Linked DNA regions of Homo sapiens: regions 1 and 2 are each linked to region 3. A link is an interaction called in ENCODE POLR2A ChIA-PET data of the cell type or tissue named here. Cell type or tissue: OCI-LY7. All regions are shown on one strand. Region 1 holds the start of LINC01484 (long intergenic non-protein coding RNA 1484). Region 2 overlaps LINC01484 (long intergenic non-protein coding RNA 1484). Region 3 has its middle 30 kb from the start of LINC01485.

Region 1 (2,500 bases), 76 kb after region 3:
CTCAAGGAAGTGTGAACCCAAAGTATCTGAGACAGTCTTAATCAGTTTAGAAAGTTTACTTTGCCAAGGTTAAGGACGCACCCATGACATAGCCTCAGGAGGTCCTGAGGCCAAAAATTGTTTGGCCCCAAGGTAGTTGAGATACAGCTTGCTTTTATATGTTTTAGGAAGACATGAAACATCAATCAATATGTGTAAGATGTACATTGGTTTGGTCCAGAAAGGTGGAGGGGGTGGTTTCCAGGTCATAGGTAGACAAGAGACAAATAGTCGCATTCTTTTGAGTCTTTAATCAGCCTTTCACTGAATACACAATTTACATGCGGTGGTGGGGGGCGGGGGCGTAGAAGAATAGTCACTTATGCCTTAGTCTGGCTCAGTGAATCAGCATTTTTACATAAACAATAGGGCAGAGGAAGCAATCGGATAGGCATTTGCTTCAGGTGAGCAGAGGGATGACTTTCTGTCCCACATCTGTGAAGATCAGCTGTTGGTTTACATTGCCAGGGTGAAATTCAACAGAACTAATTTAGGGTGAAGATCTTGAGGCCCACAAGGAATTTCCTTGTGGGAAAATTGTGAGGAAGGTAAGTAGCTTTTAAAAATCTTTGTAGCTATCTTCTTCAGGAAGGAAATGGGTGGTGGGTTTGCCCAACATGGTTTCCAGCTTGACTTTTCCCTTTGGCCTAGTGATTTTGGGGTCCCAAGATTTATTTCCCTTTCACAAAATGATTAACAGTGATTATTCTAGAGCAGTGGTTTTGCAGGGGCGATTTTTGCCTCCTACGGGACATTTGGCAATGTCTGGAGTCATTTTCTTGGTTGTCACGGGGCGGGGAGGGGGGTGCCACTGGCATTGAGTGGCTAGAGGCCAGGAATGCTTCTAAACATTCTACAGTGCACAGGTCAGCCCACGACAAAAAAAAGAAAAAAGTTTGGCCCAAGATGTCAATAGTGCTGAGGCTGAGGAATCGCTGAGAGGTTTAAGAGGTTGAGCGCTCTCAAATGTGGGGAAGAAGACTTATTTTTCATATAATGCTTCTCTGATGCTTGCATTACATTAATAGCAACAGCTACAAAATCTGCCCACTCTTAGCTATGAGCTAATGCGTGTAAGATGCCAGCATATAGTAGGTGCTCACAAGGTGTTCCTTTCTTGCTGCGCTCTGGCTTTCACATCTGCAGAAATGGGTGTGCCAACACCTGCTCTGGGGGTGGCTGCAAGGCTCATTTTAGGCTACAGTTCAGGCCCTGACCACCTGGCTCTGGGTGCAGCTGTTAAAAGCGTCACCAACCTGCCCGGGGGCAGCTTCCCATATCCCTTCCTCTGCCACTGGTTATTCTGCTGAAGTTCAAGGGCCCCCAGCTGCTTCTCAAAGCAGGAACACTTCTGCAAAACACATCCTGAATTTGAATAGCCATGTTGCTGTGTCTCTGACAGACAGGGCTGCCAGATAAAATTCAGGACATCCAGTTAAATGTCTCATGCAATATTTGGTATATACTTATACTAAAGAATTATTCATTATCTGGAATTCAAATTAAATTGAATCCATATGTATATAGCTGTTGTTGTTGCTGTTTTAATCTGGCAGCTCTACTGTCCAAGCAAGGTAGAGATGAACTGTGTGCTCTTTTCCAAGGAGCTAATCTCATCAGATAGAGATTTTGCTTTTGTTCCATCAAAAGTCTTGCTCACTTACCAAGGGAGCTTGGATCCTGCTGGGAGACTAAGATGGTCACTGCCTCTGACAATTTCGTAAAAATCTCAGGCTCCTGGGGCTTATTCAGGCAAGTTGGGAGGGACGTTTCTGAAACACGTTTGGCCCGGTCATTACGGAGGAGGAGGGATTGAGAGCAGAAAGCAGAAGCGAATGGAATTCAGGCCTCAGGATGCCTCCCCGGCATAGGCCCCATCAGAAGCCCTATTGTATGTTTGTAAGTTCAGAGGCTCCTTCTTAAAGAGGCGCTACACACTGTATGAGCCCCAGGGTCCACCAAGTCTGGGGTCTGGTCCTGGCTGAGAGGGCAGTGCACTGAAGCTGTTTATCCAGTACCTGCTACGTGCCCAGCCATGAGCACACTCCTGGGCCAGCATCCTGGGCTAGGGCTCACTGTGGGTATTCTACAAAGGGGGAAACCAAGGCTCGGAGTGGTGGAGTAACTCCCCCAATGCCACCCAGCTGGGAAGTGGCAGAAAAAAAAAAAAAAAGGATTTGAACCTGGGTTGAGTTTCCTCTTTGCTGGGAACAGCACCTCAGGGCCCTGGTTCCTTGGGGCCGGTTGAAAGGAGAGAGTTGCCTCCCTGAGGGTCTCTGCTGGGTGTAAGCACTGCAGGAAGGGGCTGTCTCCTTAGGGGAAGTTAGGGCCCTAGCCAGGGCCAGAGCAGGAGTAGGTTCTGGGAGGACAACTGAAAGTTTCAGAATTATGCTCAACATCTAAAAATATCAAGCACCGATTTCATGGCAGGCAAAGTTGCTAAGAGACTTCACAAGCATCA
Region 2 (2,500 bases), 87 kb after region 3:
GTAGAGGAGAAAATGGAGGCTCCCAGAAGTGAAGCAAATTTCTCAAAGCTCATGCACCTGAGAATGGTGACGTGGGCTTCCGACTAAGGTGTGAGGGAAACTAAAAGCCTGTTTTCTTCCCGGGGGAAATAAAGGAAGAGGCGGTTCCATTCTGGAGCTGAGAGAGACCATGAGGAACAGGAAGAAACAGGCTTGGCTGTGGCCCAACCAGGTGCGCGCCCCCACCACCAAAAAAAATATGTGAGTGAGACAGGAACGTGAGGCATCATTTTGGATATTAAAGCACAGAGTGACATCAGAAACCTGAGTAACCTGGGAACATCAGGGGTACAAATTTGGGCTCCTGACTTTACCTTTCTTTCTTTGCGCACCTTTGCGTTTCTTTGGGGTATAAATCCCTAGGGAAGTGAACCGCCTCTAGGCCCCCATGCCAGGCTATGTCTCAGATCACCTCCCTCTGACAATCCTCGGAAAACTTCTCCCCCACACACCTGCCTCCCCAGAACATCCAGGTGGTTCTTTGGGAAGAGAGCCATGCTTTTTCAGCTGGGCCTCGGGTCCTTATTTGGAAGGGATTGCGGTGGGCAGGGGCTTGGATGCAGCTGTGTGGGCCGAGGAGCTATGACAAAAGTCCTTGAGCAACTGCTGGGGCCCTCATGGCACAGAAAAAGCTGCCACCACAGCAGGGTAAGCATTCTCAGCCCCTCTCAGCGTCACCTGCTTCTCTTCTGATTCACCTCGGGGCCTGCCCGGGTGTGTGGATGCAGCTGCCTCTTCCGCGCTCATGTCACGACCTCCACTCCAAGCTCTGGCTGGAATCTGGGTCTCCCCACCCTGTGGGACCCCTCGTATCATGTTTTGGCCGTGCTTGGGAACTCAGGAGGGGGTTTCCTGCTTGCAAAATGCCCACGCATAACAGGACAGCCCTGTGTCTGATACAGCTGAGCAAAGTCTGGGACACGACAGAACAGGTGTCACATCCTGGCTTTGCCACCAGAGCCTCAGTTTATGTAAATTGGGGAAGATCTCCACCCTCACACTTGTTCACAGCAGAGCTGTGGAGCCGTGTAAGACCTCAGGCCCTGCCGTGATGCTTCTTCCCTCCCAAGCCCGGCTCCGGCGCCTGCCAGCAGTGCCGCCTTGGCACCACCTTCTTGGCCCTCGCCAAGCCTCAGCTTCCTCATTTATGAAGTGGGCATAGTGGTCCTATCTATTTCACAGGATGCTGGTAAAGATCAAACGAGCTGATCCAAGTGTCCCCTGAAGTGCTACACCAGCCATTTAGCAACCTCGCCATGCGCCACCTGCATGCAGCCTGGAGTGGCAAAGGCCCTGAAGACGCTGAAGCTGTTGACCTTTTCCTCTTTTTCAGGAACATGGTCCCTGGGAGTCATTTTCTTTCATCATCCACAAATAAGAAAAGACGTTGTTACATTAGCTCCAAGATAGCTCTTTCCACAATGGGAAATTTCTGCTGACAGTCACTAAGGAAACACAGGCCCACCGGGTGGGGCTCTCGGCCAGCATCTTGAAGGCGGGTACAGGAAGCAACTCACTAGTGACTTTGAGTGTCACCTAGCAGGTCACCACTGCCTCAGGAGTGGCTGGCAAGGGCAGCGCAGGCCTCCACCTCCACGGAGGGGGCTCCATCCATTGTACCAGCAGGTTGGCTGCAGGATGGCACCCCTGGGAAAACAGGGTAGTCTTGAGGGCCAGGAGAAGGTTGGCATTAGAGGAGACTGGGATGGGCCCCAGATATTTTGTTCTCAGAGGCTCCGACTCCATCTGGTCAGCTCCATGGCCACTCTTGCCTCACTGTGGAGGCAGAAGCAGCTGGCATTGCCATGGTAACCAGGCAGCACCAACTTCCAACTCACCTCTGAATTTTCTATGACAACGAACATGTTTGCAAAGTGAGAGCCATGAGCAGAAAATTATGCCAGGGAGCTGTGGGGAGCTGATAAGGAAGGGTGGTCAAATTTCCTACCTCCTTGATTAACGAAGAATGCAGAAAAAAGGCACAGGACTACCCCAAATTCAGGCCTGAAAGAAACGTTAGCTACACTTCCCCGTGTTGGGTTAGAGAGTACAGTAACTACTGTTCCCTTTACACATAAATGCTATAAGCAACTGTGACCTCTCAGGCTCTGGTGCAGATGCTGGGACGAGGAGCTAAGGAGATGAAAAGACAGACGGGACCTGGTTATCAGTGAGATGAAAGTCCCTGGAACCCAGATCGGAGAGGGCTTCATGGGAAGGAGGGCTTCACAGATTTAAAAAATTCAGGCTGGGCGCAGTGGCTCACGCCTGTAATCCCAGCACTTTGGGAAGCCGAGGTGGGTGGATCACCTGAGGTCAGGAGTTTGAGACCAGCCTGGCCAACATGCTGAAACCCCAGTCTACGAAAAATACAAAAATTAGCTGGGTGTGGTGGTGCGTGCCTGTAATCCCAGCTACTCTGGAGGCAGAGGTTGCAGTAAGCCAAGATTGCACCACTGCA
Region 3 (2,500 bases):
GCATGGTGGCACGCGCCTGTAATCTCAGCTACTCAGGAGGATGAGGCAAGAGGATTGCTTGAACCCGGGAGGCGGAGGTTGCAGTGAGCCGAGATCACACTATTGCACTCCAGCCTGAGCAACAGAGCAAGACTCCATCTCAAAAAAAAAAAAAAAAGTAAAAAGAAACTGGTAAAATCCCTTTAGTAGCATATTAAATATATGTAAAATATTGACATTTCAACATGTAATCAACAGAAAACAAATTAGGAGTGAGTTTCTTGTTTTTGTTCTAAATTTTAGCAATCTGGCATATATCTTAAACTTATGGGCCATCTCAAATTGGAGTAGCTGCATGTTCCTAGTGGCTGCAGTACTGGACTGTGCAATTCACCAAATTTTTTAGGTCAGAGTACATCTAGGAAATGACCATACTTGTATGGTGTCCCAGGGTAAATAGTCGAGCCTGTTAGGGGCCAGAGGCAACAGGCCAGATGCCCCAAGTTCCCATCGCCCCACTTTCTTCACTGTTCCAAAAGAAACCCCCCTTAAGGGCTGGACATTCAGAGGCTTTATGCATATTAGGAAAAGGCATCCTGTCTGGGGATTTCAGTCCCACTACTCTTGAAGCTGAAGCTGGATGCCCTCGTTTTGTGCACAGCATGTACAACTACCTTCAGGCGTCTGCTGAGGGATGAGGGATCCATTTCTGGGCGCACATGTATCTAGCCATGGTAGCACAGGCCGGGAAGCTCTGTGCTGGAAATTCTGAGTTTGTGTGTGTGTGTGTGTGTGTGTGTGTGTGTGTGTGTGTGTTACCTTTCTTCCTTCTCTTTACTCTCCTTTTCTGCCTTCTGTCGAGCACAGCCTGCCTGTGACCTCACAGCAATAAGTTAGGCCAGTGGTTTTCAAAGTGCAGTTCCCAGAATAGTAACAGCAGCATCACCTGGTTCCTGTTAGAAATGCAAATTCTCAGGCCCCACCCTAGACCTACTGAATCAGAAACTCTGGGGGTGGGGCCCAGAGCTCTGTGTTTGACGAGCCCTCCCTGTGATCCTGATGCTGTCTACACAGAATAGAAATACTGTGATAATAACACCACCACCACCTGCCTTTCACTGAGTGCTTTCTGTGAACACTTACTAAATGACTATGACCCTCATAGCCAGTCTGATGAGGGTGCCATAACTTGCCCCATGTTACAGAAGGGAAACTGAGGTGTGGAGGCCAGTGGTTCGAACAGACCCCACAGCTGGTGTATGACAGTGCAGACACAGGATTTGAATTGAGTTATCTTTACTGGAGCACCCATGGTTGCAACTGTTTGGCTATGCAGCTTCTTTTTCTACTTCAGCCCAACTGATGGCTTGAAGTCTTTGGCTTGGAAATATTCTGTCCTAATCTCTCATTCGTTCATTCATTTATTCTGGATTGAGCTCCTAATCTGTGCCAGGTCCCATATTAGGCACTGGAGCTGCAAAGATAACTAGGACTTGGTCGTTACTCATAAGAAGCTTATAGAATAGTTAATTTGGGTCTTGGGAAGGCAAAACAAACCAAGAACAGTCCGGATTAAGATGAATTGGGGTCAATTGAATAATTGGAAATTTGGCAGTCATAGTGGTAATTTCTTAGTGGGAAACACATGTGCTTGGATTTTTCGGGATAGTATTGGTTATGACTCAACCCCTCCCCTTTCTCATGTAACCATTTCTTCCTCATTGATTGCTCTGGAAGCAGAAATTTTATTTTATTGCTTTAGATAATAACTTGGCCTCACTTTATTTGTCAGCTGAGTTCTAATGGTGCAAAGTGGAATGATTTTCCTGGACCCACTTTTTAGGGGTATGGATGTTGTGACACTTTGGGAAACTGGAAGTGATTCTATATGACAGTTTTGTAGGTCAGAATATACATGCAACCTGGAAGTCCACTGGGACTTCTCTGCTCCTTGGAGATAGATAAACATTATATCTGTTAGAAATGCCTTTGGATGCAAGTAACTAAAAACAAGGCCCAGTAGTTTATTCTTATTTATAACAAAAAGTCCAGAATGAACAGACGATAGCCTTGGTTCAGCAGCTTGTTAATGCCGGGGCCAGTAACTCTGATTCCCTTGGCCTCTCCCCTCATGCTTGTCTCTCAGAATCACAAGATGCCCTCATAGAACCAGACATCACATCTGTGTTCAAGGCAGGATGAAGCTGTGGGGAAAGTGTTGTTATAGACAGGTTTTCTTTCTTTCTTTTATTTTTGCTGGGTGCTATAGTTTGAATGTGTCTTCCAAATTTCATGTGCTGGAAACTTAATCCCTAAATTCATATGTTGATTAGAGACGGGGCTTTTGGGAGGAAACTAGGACTAGATAAGGTCATTAGGGTGGGGCCCCCATGATGGGACTGGTGGCTTTATAAGAAGAGGAAGAGAGACCTGAACATACACGCAGTCTCTTGCCCTCTCTCCATGTGATGCCTCCTGCCACATTTTGACTCAGAACAAGGCCCTCCCCAGGGCCCATGCC

The links. Peaks named below come from ENCODE experiments on the same cell type or tissue, not always from the same donor. Only the 100,000 strongest peaks of a DNase experiment are listed, where the experiment ranks them.
Region 1: POLR2A ChIA-PET joins it to region 3 with 65 read pairs; 7 of 35 experiments call an interaction of 5 or more read pairs at or near these places.
Region 2: POLR2A ChIA-PET joins it to region 3 with 30 read pairs; 5 of 35 experiments call an interaction of 5 or more read pairs at or near these places.

The regions. Positions count from the first base shown.
Region 1 is chr5:173,744,107-173,746,606 of GRCh38, reverse strand. It overlaps LINC01484 (long intergenic non-protein coding RNA 1484), which reads left to right and starts at 398. Exons shown (of 3, transcript NR_108027.1): 1 at 398-587. RefSeq lists an enhancer at 2,276-2,445. In OCI-LY7, no CTCF peak of the experiment used is centred here; DNase peaks (open chromatin) are centred at 416, 1,236 and 1,976; H3K4me3 peaks cover 2,260 bases; H3K27ac peaks cover 2,500 bases.
Region 2 is chr5:173,732,615-173,735,114 of GRCh38, reverse strand. The region is part of intron 1 of LINC01484 (long intergenic non-protein coding RNA 1484); the gene reads left to right. Among named protein-coding and RNA genes, the nearest start is that of LINC01484, 12 kb to the left of the region's middle. RefSeq lists a silencer at 577-636 and an enhancer at 1,067-1,176. In OCI-LY7, CTCF peaks have their summits at 1,172 and 1,377; DNase peaks (open chromatin) are centred at 204, 734, 994 and 1,524; H3K4me3 peaks cover 1,972 bases; H3K27ac peaks cover 2,413 bases.
Region 3 is chr5:173,819,729-173,822,228 of GRCh38, reverse strand. No RefSeq gene overlaps it. Among named protein-coding and RNA genes, the nearest start is that of LINC01485, 30 kb to the right of the region's middle. In OCI-LY7, no CTCF peak of the experiment used is centred here; a DNase peak (open chromatin) is centred at 938; H3K4me3 peaks cover 2,170 bases; H3K27ac peaks cover 2,500 bases.